Linked DNA regions of Mus musculus: region 2 is linked to region 1. The links are chromatin contacts, found by POLR2A ChIA-PET in ENCODE. All regions are on one chromosome and are shown on one strand. Each heading gives the region's core, a stretch centred on a gene start or an enhancer-like site at or near the end of the contact. The rest is flanking DNA. Distances are from core to core; before and after follow the strand shown.

Region 1 (6,528 bases), core at 2,376-4,875:
TGGGTGCCACAGTATGTGTTGAGATCAGAGTACAACTTGTGGAAGTCAGCTTTCTTCTTCCACCATATAGGTTCCAGGGATCCAACTTGATTTTCCAGAGTTGGCATTAAGTTTCTTTACCCACTGGACCCTCTCGTTGGCCTCTAGTGCTTTTTCTGTGGTCTTTTTATGACCCCACAGATGGCTAACCCTTTTCTTCCATCCTAGACGGTCTTCCTACTTTTGGTTATGTAACGCTCTGAAAGTCTATTGTCCTGTTCAGTGGGAATATGGTCGCCTCAATTTGCACTATGCTGTTGTCTCAAAGCGCAAGATTCTCCAGCTTGTAGCAGCTGGTGCTGTTCGGTAGGTGTGGTCATGGGGTCTGCCAGAGGTTGTAGCTCTTGTGGCATGTGCTGTTTAAGATCTTCTGACCACCCTCTTATCCAAAGGGACTGGGACGATCCACGGCTCTTCACACTCACTGCCCTACGACGACGGGGTTTTCCACCAGAGGCTATCAACAACTTCTGTGCTCGGGTATAATTCAGTAGGCTTAGTGGGTGAAAGCAGGCTGGGTGTGGCCCTTTTACTTGTGGTATGACTGATGAGTTTTCCTACCAGGTTGGGGTCACAGTGGCACAGACCACAATGGAACCTCATCTTCTGGAAGCCTGTGTGCGTGATGTGCTGAATGATGCAGCCCCACGTGCCATGGCTGTTCTAGAGCCACTACAAGTTGTCATCACCAACTTTCCTGCTCCCAAGGTGGGCCTACCTCTGTGTGTGTGTGTGAGCATGTGTGAATGCCGAGTATCTGAGATAACAGCTATCTGTCTCCTGCTACAGCCCTTGGACATCCGAGTGCCAAATTTCCCAGCTGATGAGACCAAGGGTTTCCACCAGGTTCCTTTTGCTTCCACTGTCTTCATTGAGAGAAGCGACTTTAAGGAGGTAAGTGGGGTTTACTGCTAGGTCTATTTTTAATAGCCTCTCCTTCCTGCTTTACATGAGCCAATCCCTAACAAACATGAGGTTGGGAGAAGCCTTGTTCTTGGATGATGTTTGCAGCTTCTGTATCTTCCATGCTTCTTTTCTTTAGGAGTCAGAACCAGGCTATAAGCGCCTAGCTTCGGGCCAGCCTGTGGGCCTGAGACACACTGGTTATGTCATTGAACTGCAGAATATTGTCAGGGTAAGAGACAGCTGCAGTCTTTCTGTACAGTGCCTGCTAGGGCCAAGATTGTGTGTTGCTAACAGTCTTCATGTTGGTCCCTGGTCTGATTCCATCTTCCTCACTTCTAGGGCTCCAGTGGCTGTGTGGAACGCTTGGAGGTGACCTGTAGACGAGCTGATGCTGGAGAGAAGCCCAAGGCCTTTATTCACTGGGTATCACAGCCTTTGGTGTGTGAGATTCGCCTCTATGAGTGCCTGTGAGTGAACATAGCTGGAATTGAGACTGTCACAGGATGGGAATTGCATGCTGTGGCTCTCCAGCAAGGGCCTGACTTTCACTCTGGCTACAGATTCCAGCACAAGAACCCCGAAGACCCTGTTGAAGTGCCTGGTGGATTCCTAAGTGACCTGAACCCGGTAGGCTCATAGAATGTGAGGTGAGGGTGGTGGGCTTCTGAGCTGGACAGCCACTTGGATTCTCTGTCTGCAGGCGTCACTACAAGTGGTAGAAGGAGCATTAGTGGACTGCTCTGTGGCTTTGGCAAAGCCCTTTGACAAGTTCCAGTTTGAGCGCCTTGGGTACTTCTCTGTGGATCCAGACAGCCATCAAGGACAGGTGCTTAATTTGACCCACCTATACCCTTCTGTGTACTGATGGTGGAAGCTGTTCACTGTGATAAACACTCTCCCTACATCCCCTTAGCATTCTCCAAATAAGTTGGGAGGGACATTCATTACTTTCCAGTTAAGTCCAAGCACAAAATTTTATAGGGCTCTAACTTTTTTTAAGATTTATTTTATTTTATGTTAGTATGCTGCTGCTGTCTTCAGACACACCAGAAGAGGGCATCAGATCCCATTACAGATGGTTGTGAGCCATCATGTTGTGAATTGAACTCAGAACCTCTGGAAGAGCAGTCGGTGCTCTCAACTGCTGAGCCACCTCTCCAGCCCCGGCCCTAACTTTTTTACTCTTCAAAGTAGCAGGCAAGCTTAGAGTTTGTCATAATCCTCATGAAACTAAGGCACAGCACAGGCATCTAGTCCTTTATCTGAAATTACAGAGTTATTGACAACCTTGGTACCTCACCTCCATGATACCTCACCTCCTAGGTGATGAAGGGGAAGTAAGAAGCCCGGTTCGGGGTTGTTGGTCATTTTTCTTCTACTGCCTTTCAGATTGTCTTCAACCGAACTGTCACACTAAAAGAAGACCCAGGCAAAATATGAACTGAATACATGTGGCCCTACCTCATCCTGGAGGCTGGGGGTGCCCTTCAGCACTCCACACTCCGTTTCAATAAAGAATAACTAAATCCCTCTGGCGTCTCTCTGTTGTCTGCCTTTCTAATATCTGAGGACCCTGGAGAAATAGTTTGTTAGCTGGCAGTGGTGGGTCTCATATGTCTTCTGGAAGAATGCACTTCCCCAGAAAAGAGCCAGCCACAAAGTCACTACTGCACTTGGTTCTCAAAGGCAGGTGCATGGCTGGAATTAGCTCAGCACTTACTATGATAAACCTGAGAACCCCAGAGATGCTGTTGCACAGTCACCAGTCCTATGGAGGGATCTAGGTTTGTGTCTTTGTGGCTAGAGATCAAGAGACACATGACCCCCCGTGTGATCATTTAGAAAAAAGCCCTGTCAACTATTTAAGCATAGTGAGATAAATCATGAATGCTGTTGTGGCCTTTCCAGTTTGGGGACCCCAGCAAACTCCCTGGATGTCTATACGGTGCTGAGATGAGATTCCTGGCTATGCTGGCCCTTGGATTGGACCCCGTCTCAGAAATTGACTTCTGAAGAATTTGAAGATTAGAGTTTGCTAGGACAGGAACAAGTGCAGAAGGCACTAAGGTTTGCCCCAGACTGAGGGCCCCCTGGGTTGCTGGGAGCTTCTGGTGAGGCTGTAGGTGAGTGCCTGCAGCTTTAAAGCCTTCCACATTTTCCCTGTATACAAACACTAGGCTACCCAAGGCCTGCTTTAAGGTGGACCTGACTGTGGCAAAGCGATCTCAGATGAGAGGTGGTGCTGGGGGTTCCTGAAGCTGTTTTCTCCCGTGCACTAACGCCCCGAGCGCTTCCCAGGCGCGGCACAATGGTTAAAGCTGCGCCCAGTTCAGGGGTTTGAAAGGGGGCCACCTTAACCACGAGGCCGAGCTAGGCCCGGCCCCGCCTCGCGTGGAACTGTGCAACTAGAGGAGGCGCTAGCGGGACACCGTAGGTGGCTTCAAAAAGCATGCTTTCAGACCCAGGGCAGGGGCAAAATACCCCTGGATGCTGAACCCCGGGCCTAAGCCCCGCCCCGCATGGAGGGGTGCCCATGGGCGTGGCGCTCCTTCCCACAACGAGGGGTACGCTCTCCACTCCAACCGGTTCCCTCTGTGGCTGCAGCGTTCCCTTTAAGCCTGGCAGGCAGCTCTCGCGGGATCCGACGCTCCGGTTCTCGCGAGAAGGGCCTTCGGCTCCCATTGGCCGTGAGGGCTGAATGTAAGATGGCGCCCAGGGAGCTGTGAGGAGAAAATCCTGTCGGTCTCGGAGCGGCGACGGCAGAACCGAGGCCCCGGGCGGTGAAGCGGGGCCGGCGGGTAGAACGGAGGCAGCGGCGGCGGTGACGTCGCCGGGTGAGGGCTCTGGTGAGGGCGGGGACGCAGCAAGGCTCTGGCTCGAAGGCGGCAGGCCCACCCTACACAACGGCGGGCGGGCGGGGGCGGGCGGGCCGCTGCCGCTGGGCCCAGGCGACCTCAGGGCGGCTTCAGAGCGGAGAACGTCCCTCGGCTCGCGAGCCTCCGCCCCACGGGTGGGGGAGGGGCGGGCCTGAGGGGCGGGTGGGCGCGGCGCACGGGGGCGCGCGGAGGCGCGCGCGCACGAGCGTGGCTTTTTTTTTTCTTTTTTTTTTTTTTCTCATTTTTCTGCGCGCGCGCGTGCGTTATCGTGCGCGCTGTGCGGTCCTCTCGTTGCGCGTAGCCGCCCGACGTGCGCGTCCCCGTTGGCTCTCAGCTGTGGCCCGTGGGCTAGAACGGCTTCCGGGGCGCGCGCCACCCCGCGACCCCCCGGTTTTGCGGCGCGCGCCCTGCTGTTGGTCGCTCACGCTGTCCGGAGTGCGCGCCGGACGCCCCTTCCAAGAGGAGGGCAGACGGGCGGGCGGGCGAGCGGCCTGGCGGACGACCGACCTGCCGACTGGGGAAGGTTGAGGGTTGGGCCCTTGTCCTCGTGACGTCCGGGGCAGCGGTGGCCTAGGTCTGCGGAGAAACATAGCGGCTTTGCGGTCTGGCTTGCGGCTCCGCTCCTCCGGGAGGCGGACAGGAGTGCTCGTACTAACTGAAGAATGCTGTTACTTAAGCGAGGCCCAAGGACTGGGTGGGTGCTTGGGGAGGGTGCTGCTCTGCTTGGGAAACCGAGTCCTGCTGGCCGGAGAGGGCATTGGGTCCCCATGGGTTTCCTCACCTTGTACTGGTGCTTTGTGCTGAGGAGAGAAGGTTACCATTACCAGGCCCCGCTTTTCTTCCATTAGAACCGATTCTTCCATAAGCGCAGTTGATACACGTCACCTCTGTGCGCTCCGGAAAGAGATCCTCCTCTGTATATGGTATCAAACTCTCGGAGCTCTAAAATTCCGCTTTAAATCCTCACTTAAATGCAGCCTCCCCCCCCCCTTTTTTTTTTCCACCTCCGCGTGGGTGGGAGGGGCTTGCCTTTCTGTTCTTGATAAGGGCTGTTTCTTAACCTTGATTAACTTGATCAATGCTTTGCCGGTTTTTTTCTTTGTAATTTCTAAAATGTCCAGCAAAAATTTCTAAAATCTGCCTGTCACTATAAAAACTATGTAACTGAAGTTCTTCTCAGCTTTTTTTTTTCTTTCCACATTTTGTTTCAGTGCTGTGATCTTCTATCTAGGAAATTCTAGGTTTGTGATGGAGAAATACACAGCTCTTTTTTTCTAAGACAAAACATCTGCTAGTTTATTTTTACAATTTTGTTACATTAAGCCTGAGGAAAAGCAAGCTAAAAGGATTTTTATTCCTTTTAGTAGCAACCAAACTTTGATAGTAATGACTTTTTTTTAATATACTGTATTTTTTTAAGAACAAAGTTAAAACTTAAAAAGAGGCTGAGGATGGAAGGAACTTCTTTGTTCTATCTTCTTCAGAATGTTAGAAGTCTTAAGAACTCAGGACAAGCAGCAGACATACATGCAACATGGTGACTGGTGAGTTAAAAATCATTCATACGCTGGAAGTATGTGTGCAGTCCGTTACCCCCCAACCCCTTGGTAATACTGAAACTTTACAAATCTTGTCATTCTTTCTTGGTGTTGTCTGCTAGAAGCTGCTACCTACTAGGAAACTGCTGATGAGGGAAACGGTATTAGTTTGTTCATTGGACAACAGTCCCTAAAATCGAAGTCAGTGGAATATTCATGATTAACATTGCAAAGCATCAGCTAAGAACCTAAATGGTTTTCCAAAACAAACAGAATACAACAACAACAACAACAAAAAAAAACTGTCCTCTTTGTTGAGGATGTGTCTGTGAACTTTTTGTACCATTTAAGCTTGCTTATTCTAGTTTACTTTTTTTTTCTTTTCTTTTTTTTAAACCAATGTTTCCATCAACTAGTATTTACCTGTTAGGTAACTTCTAGTTTTCTGGGATAAGGTGTTATACTTCTCCAAGATCTTACACAGTTCACATCATTTTACAAAAGCTTATATTGATGTCTCAAAGAAAGACTTAAGGAATGGTTGAATTTTGTTGTGAATTTGAGTTACCTGAAAAAACAAAAACAACACAATCAAAACCCAGTTAGGGACTTTGGGTGTGGCTGTTCTTTTTTATAGCAACTTCAAAATCGAGGCTGTTTTTCTCTAAGCCTGCATGCTTTCAGTAGTGGTTTGTGCTGGTGTGCCTAGTTCTTACCTCTGTGCTTTTTAAATGGCCATGCTTTTTCTGTGAATATTTCTGAGTTGGCCTCAGGCTGAGGTGTTATGTGAACACCTGCTTTTTCCTTTGCACTCTTGTGTTTAGTTCCAGGTGTGAGTCCCCCTCTAGCTTCACTGTTTTCCCTGTAACGGTGTATTGTGATTTCTGTTTTTATCAGGTTGGTTTGTTTGTTGTTTGGTGCAGAGGATTGAACGTAAGTGTCTTGCACATGGGAAGCATGCACTTTACCACTAAACTACTCTGGCTCAGGGTTGTGATTTGTCTTTAAACTGATGTGGTTGCATGAAGAAAAAGTAAATTTTTGCTTTCTTCAAAGGGGGGAAGAAATGGTTCTTGCACTCACTAAGGCTTAATTCTAGGTTGATGAGATGTGTTAGAAAGCTGCTGCTTTTTCTCTTTGAGACAGCGTTTTAGAAATTCTGGATTGGT
Region 2 (6,528 bases), core at 2,291-4,790, 180 kb after region 1:
AGGTTGTCACACGGCCTCCTAGTCAGGTTAAGTGGGTTGTTTCTGCTGAGTTCTCTTAGTAGATGAAAGGTATGAGGTAAGTAAGCTGGGACCTGGGCCAAGGGCAAGGCTTCAAGGAGTATTAGCTTCTCTTTCCCTCGGGAAGGGGGATGGTTTTAAGTAAAGGGAAGCCGGACATGGTGGCACACGCCTTTACTCCCAGCACTCGGGAGGCAGAGGCACGTGGATTTCTGAGTTCGAGGCCAGCTTGGTCTACAGAGTGAGTTCCAGGACAGCCAGGGCTACACAGAGAAACCCTGTCTCGAAAAACCAAACCAAACCAAACCAAAAAAAGAGTCTAAGAAATTCACTATTTTACTGGAAACAGCAGTTGGTACCCTGCCTAAGTTTGCTTTCATCAAAACCCTCCCTGCTGTTGGTGCTAAACTGCCTGTGTCCCTCCTCTGCAAACTGTGCATGGCAATTGTAAAAGCCTATGAGAACAAGCCTCATTGTATTCATATCTGTATCTGTGGCTGGTGGTATGGTGGTCTAATGATGTTCATTACCTGAGGGTTGTGAGGAAGACAACATGGGATGAGGGGCCTCATCTGCTGGATGGCTTTTGCTTCTGAAGGTCTCCGCTTTAGGCCTTTCCACCCACCATTGTCACTTGCTCTTAGCAGCTGTTTGTCAGTGGTGGGTTTGGTTGCCATGGTAACAGCTAGTCCTGTAGCTGGACAGGCTTGGATGCAGGCAAGATGGCATTCAGGACAAAGGTTGAAGATGCAGGGCTTAGATCCCTGATGCTCTCTTGTTACAAGGCCTTTCAGTTAGCATAAATGGGCATTCATGACAGCCATTGTTCCTGTAATTATTGAAGGACAGGGAAGAGAGAGACCCTCCCTTTGGAAACCTAGAAGTGAGGGAGGTAGTCAGATTGGAACTACAAGCTATTTAACTTCACTGTGAATCTTCTGTATGGAGGAAGGTAAGGAGCAGCTAGCTGTAGGGTGTCTAATTTCTGTTCATGTCAGTCCTTTGAGGATTTTGTTGTGGCTAAACCCATTTAGGCTTGGTGCTAAGTACAACCTCTATTGCTGAGTCACAGCCTAGTCCCTCTTTAAAACAATTGCTTTTAGATTTATTTATATGGATGAATGTTTTGCCTCCACGAATGTATCTTCACTGCATCTGTTGAGGTCTGTATCCTTTGTAGTTCCCCTGGAACTGGATAGTTTGTGACAGTATGTGGGTTCTGGGAGTCCAACCCAGATCTTCATGAGAACAACTGTTCTTACCACTGAAAGAACATCTCCAGCTCTAGCCTGCTTTTTTTTTTTTTTTTTTTAATTTAAGATAGAGATTCCTCTGTGTTGCCTAGGTTTGTCTTAAATTCCTGTGTGCAAGAGTGATTTTTTTTCCTGCCTCATTCTCCTGAGTAATGGGATCTACAAATGATGTGTTACTATACTAGGTTAGGGTGCCCTCTGAATGCTGTCTGTTGGACAGATGGATGGTTAGGCTGTGCTGAATCTGTTTAACAGGTCAGGAAAACCAGACTGTTTCTGACAGAGGCCAATAGGGTTTCAGTGTACCGGGAGACCCTGTCCACACCCAACTCTGTCAACAACCTTTCTCTTCTCTATTTTGTAATTGAGGTCAGAGTCCTAACTCTTCATTTGCCTGTGCCCCATTTAAAACATGTAAGACATGATAATGTGGGAAGACTGGAACTTGGAGTTGTGAATTTACCTTTCCACAAGCTTGGCTGTAGGGTTGCTTGCAGAGAGGCAATTCCCTTGGTAATATGGTGCAGTGGTGGGGGGGGTCACATCTAGGTTTTTTGGATTGTAATGGCAAGATTTGAATCCTGGAAAACTTTTAAGAGTTGGCTAGACTGGGCCGTGGTGGTGCACATCTAATCCCAGCACTCAGGAGACAGATCTCTGAGTTCAAGGTCAACCTGCTCTAAAAAGTGAGTTCCAGAACAGCCAGGACTACACAGAGAAATCCTGTTTTGAAAAACCAAACCAACAACCTCTCCCCTCCTCCCATACCCCCCCAAAAAGAGCCAGTCTGCTCAAGAGAAGACCCATCTCCACTGTGTTGCTTTGCTTTTTTGTTTTTGATTTGAGATAGTTTCATGTAACCCAGGCTAGACTTGAATTATGTAGCAGCTTTGAAAGAAATGATACATATTATGAGACTGAAGTCAGGAGAGCAGTTTCTGCTTCTTTTGTTGCTGAAATGTATCATTTGTTCCTTCTTCATTCATTCATTCATTCATTCAGTCTTCACAAGTATGCTGTCAGTGCCTCCAGCCAGCATGCTGGATACTGCTTCGCCGCCACTCAACATACATTCAGGGACACATAGCTGTTTGTAGTCTCAGGTCTACCTAGCTTACAGCCTGGACTGGCCCCTACATTGAGTACCTCAGTAAGGTGTTCCCCTGTCACCATACACAGCTCAGTTCCCAGCAGCCTGAGGTTTTGGGTTTGTGCCAGGCCTTTATGGGCGGTGCTAGTGGAGATCTTAATTAATACTGGTTAATTACCAGGTGGTGCTTAACAATCCCAATACCCTTCAGGTTCCCAAGCTCACGAGTTGCTGGCTGGTTCCGGCAGGGAGAGGGAGAACAGTATTCTCGCTGGCTCTTTGGCCAGCACCTAGGCTGGATATTCCAGAAAGGTCTGTAACTTCTTTTGTTCAAGTTTGGTGACAGGAGGAAACAAGTTGAGGAACAGCAGGTGCCTCTCTAGTTCACCTCTGCCCTCTTCCCAAAGGCAAAAGACAACACGGTCTGTGGTCTGCTCAACTTCACCAAGTAGTGTGGCCCAGGGTTGAGTGGGGAGGAAGGAGGACTCTAAGTCTAGGCCTGAAGACCAAGATGGAAGTGTCCAAAAGGAGGAACAAGCCCCGAGGTCTGTCCAGCTCCTGGCATTATTCTGCTTTCTTACTGCCCACAATCGGCTGAGCGAGCTCTTTCAGGGTTATTTCTCTGCTTGAGGCTCACAAGTGACTATCTCACTGAAACTTTTACTTCCTACAAAGCCTTCCCCCTTTGACATCTCACGACGTCATATTAGACTCCTTAGGACCTCAGGCAGTCAGGCACGCATCGTTCTACCTGTCAGTCAAGGTGGTTCTTCTGACTTGACTAGGTCTTTGTTCCTGTTGTACAGGACTTTCCTCCAGATCGTTCTCTGGGCAAACCTGCTCAGTACTTTAGGCTTAGCATTAATGTCGTTCCCTAGAGTAAGCCCTCTGGCCCTCCACTAGAGCAGGGGTCAAGGTGAGGTGGTCCTGTGTCACTTCAGTGACCCTGGCACTCCTTTAAGAGGCTCGCAGCATGCTCCGAAAGCATGAGTGAAAGGTTTTTGTGACCAGGCGAGACGCACTAACCAGCCCGCCTCGCAGCCGGGCCACTCTTTCCTCATCTCCGGGGCCTCCCGCACCTTGACCATGGGCTGCTCCGAGAGCGGGAGGCTCAGCGGCGCACGCGCACTCTGGGCCAGCTCCTGGCCGGGGACGCGCACGCCCGCGGCCGCGTGCGTCACAACCCGGGCGCCTGCCGCGCCCGTCCAGCTTGCCTGCCCGGCGGTCCCCGCGGCGGCGGCGGCGCGGCGGCGGCAGCGGCGGCGGCTGCGGCCGGGTGACAACAGCAGCGGCGCCAGGCTGGCTTGCTAGCGGAAGGGTCGCGCGGCCCGCACAACAAACTCAGACCCGGCCAGAATAAGGCGCGACGCGAGGAAGGCCGAGACGGGCCGCGCGGGAGACCGCGGGCGCGGAGTGACAGGCCGGCGTGAGGGAGCGCGCAGGTTGCAGCCGCCGGCCGCCCGGACCCGCCGGGCCCCTCGGACGTCGCAGGCATGAGCCACATCCAGATCCCCGCGGGGCTCACGGAGCTGCTGCAGGGCTACACCGTGGAGGTGCTTCGGCAGCAGCCGCCCGACCTCGTCGACTTCGCGGTGGAGTACTTCACACGCCTGCGCGAGGCCCGCCGCCAGGAATCAGACACGTTCATCGTCTCCCCGACGACCTTTCACACGCAGGAGTCCAGCGCAGTCCCCGTCATCGAGGAGGACGGGGAGAGTGACTCGGACTCGGAAGATGCCGATCTGGAAGGTAGGCGGGCGGGGCAAGGCCGAGGTGCGATGTGGGCACCGAGTGAAGGGTTCAGGGAGGGACCCGAGGGCCGACCAGGGGTGCCCTGGGCTCGGCTCCCGGCCTTACCCTGGGCCGAGACCCGAGAGCTCTCCAGCCCAGCTGCTTGGGTTCCCCGGCGTGTGAGCATTCCAAATTGAGCTCCGCGGTTCTCTGAGCCCGAGCGTTCACGGAGAGTGATTTGTCAGATTCTGCCTTGAATGAAGCGTGCGCGTTCTTTGGTCCGCGTGGTGGCGCGGAGCTTGAGTCGGTCCCGCCAGAAGCTGCTCTGCCTCTTTGCCTTAGACCCCATAGCCTGCTTGCTTTCCGAAGACAAGAGCACCAGCACCCGGCAGCTCGCCCCGAATAAACCGGATGATCATTTCATTTGCAAAGAATTCCGTTTTGGAAGAGTTATTGCTGAAAACTGTTGGAGACGAGGCCGATCGCCTTGATTAAGCAGGAACTCAGTAGGTAGTTCAAGCTGACCTCGAACTTGGGGTCAACTATCTACCTCTGCCTCAATGAAAACCTTATAAGCATACACATAAGAGGAACGATGAGCTGAGCCCCTCCCTAAATGCTGTCACTCACATTCAGTAGCTGAACCTCCTCCCCCAATACTGCCTGCCGCTCACATTCAACAGTTATCAATATTTTCACTATTGTTTTACCTATATATATATTTCCTCTCTCCCTTTGCTCAAGTATGTAAAGGAAATTTCAGTTATGCCATTTTATTCGTGTCCAGTTAATTATGCGTTCCTCCTTCTCTTCCTCCTCCTCCTCCTCCAAGTTTCGATATGGTTAAAACAATTGAATCAAACTGGCGAGCATAATCAATACCTCGATTCCAGTGTTGATTGCAGGGAAGTATACAAGTAACATTCTACTCATTTGATTTAAGTAAGACTGTCAAAGAGCAATTTTATTTCCTCGGTTGCTTCCACTTATGCTTTATTAACATAATAGAGTTAGCCTGCTTTAATTGTTTTAATTTTAATTAATCCCCCCCCCCTTTTTTTTGAGACAAAGTCTCACTGTGTAGCCTTGGATGATGTAGACCAAATTGGCTTTGACCTCATGAGATCTGCCTGCCTCTGCCTCCTGAGTAGTGCTGGGATTAAAAATGGGCAATCTATGCCCAACACCGGCAGATTTATTTTTCTTTATGTGTTTGTCTATCTGCCTCATGTATATGCATACTATATTAGGCAGCTCTCAGGCCAAAAGAGGATACAGATGGTTGAAAGCCACCATGTAGGTGCTGGGAATTAAAACAGCATTCCTTAGAAGAGCAGCCTGTGGCTTTAAGCACTGAGCCATCTCACTAGCCCTTTTATTTTCTGTTCCAGCGCTGAGCCTCCCTTCAGAGTATTAATGAGCGCAGGACTCCCACTTGGAATAATAAACTCTGGAGTTGGATGACAGCGATGGCTATCTTTTTGTCAGCTTTGCTGTGTTGCAAGGTTGTTTGCAGACTCCTGGCTCCTGCCTGCAAGTGTTCTTCCCTCTTTAACTTTTCTTTGGTTGCCTTCTGCTTTTGGTTGGATTTTGTACTTGCAACTGTTCCTTATTTGGCTATGCTACATTGTATCAGCGGTTAGTGGTCATTTGGAGGTTTCTACTTTGTGGGTAGAGGGAATGTGCTGCTCTAGACTCTGGGACAGGGTTACTTTGTAGGTGTGTGTTTCCATTATTCTTGAATCTATACCCAGAAATACTAAGCCCTCCCTCCCCCTTTTTTTTCCTTATAGATAGGGTTTGAGAACTGAGCTCAGGCCTGAACTTTGTATTCTTCTGCCTCAGCTTCCCCAGTGCTGAGATTGAAGATGTGCATCACCACTCCAGCCCAGGCTCCTCTTTTTCTTCTTTTTAAAGATGTATTTATTTTATGTATATGAGTACACTTGCTGGGAATTGAACTCAATACCGCTGGAAGAGCAGTCAGTGCTCTTAACCACTGAGCCATCTTTCTAGCCCTCTTTTTTTTTTTTTTTTTTTTTTGACAGGGCTTCTCTGTGTAGCACTGTCTGTCCTGGAACTCACTACTTCCTGAGTGCTTGGGTTACAAAGTGTGGGGCATCAGATCTGGTTTTCCTCTTTAGGTTAGTCTTATGGGTTCTGTTCTTTGGGGTCAGATTATTGAGGCTTCTTGTCTGTTGGCTCCATGACCATAGTTAGTAAGTGATTTCTCTTTTTGTTTCCAATCCAAGTGTCTAAGGCTCAGTGTATCTGCTTGCAAAACAAACATTACCTGCTTGGTAATGTTCCAGAGTTGTTTTGTTTAGATCCTCAGATGGTTCTGAGTTTGGTTCATTTCGGTGCACACCAGATTTTAAAAGTGGCTTGTAGACTGGGTGTGGTGATGTACACTTGTAATCCCAGCGTTTGGGAGGC

What was found. ChIA-PET counts read pairs that join two places held with the same protein, here RNA polymerase II (POLR2A).
Region 2: POLR2A ChIA-PET joins it to region 1 with 12 read pairs in Patski. The contact joins the promoter of Prkar2a here to the promoter of Qrich1 in region 1. POLR2A ChIA-PET finds 5 or more read pairs at or near these places in 2 of 5 experiments (Patski and embryonic stem cell).

What each region holds. Positions count from the first base shown.
Region 1 is chr9:108,513,462-108,519,989 of GRCm38, forward strand. Qrich1 (glutamine-rich 1) reads left to right here and starts at 3,626. Exons shown (of 10, transcript NM_175143.5): 1 at 3,626-3,779. It overlaps Qars (glutaminyl-tRNA synthetase), which reads left to right. Exons shown (of 24, transcript NM_133794.2): 16 at 208-345; 17 at 432-519; 18 at 604-747; 19 at 829-933; 20 at 1,082-1,174; 21 at 1,285-1,412; 22 at 1,506-1,572; 23 at 1,646-1,771; 24 at 2,335-2,480. The coding sequence ends at 2,385.
Region 2 is chr9:108,688,603-108,695,130 of GRCm38, forward strand. It overlaps Prkar2a (protein kinase, cAMP dependent regulatory, type II alpha), which reads left to right and starts at 3,541. Exons shown (of 11, transcript NM_008924.3): 1 at 3,541-4,110. The coding sequence starts at 3,855.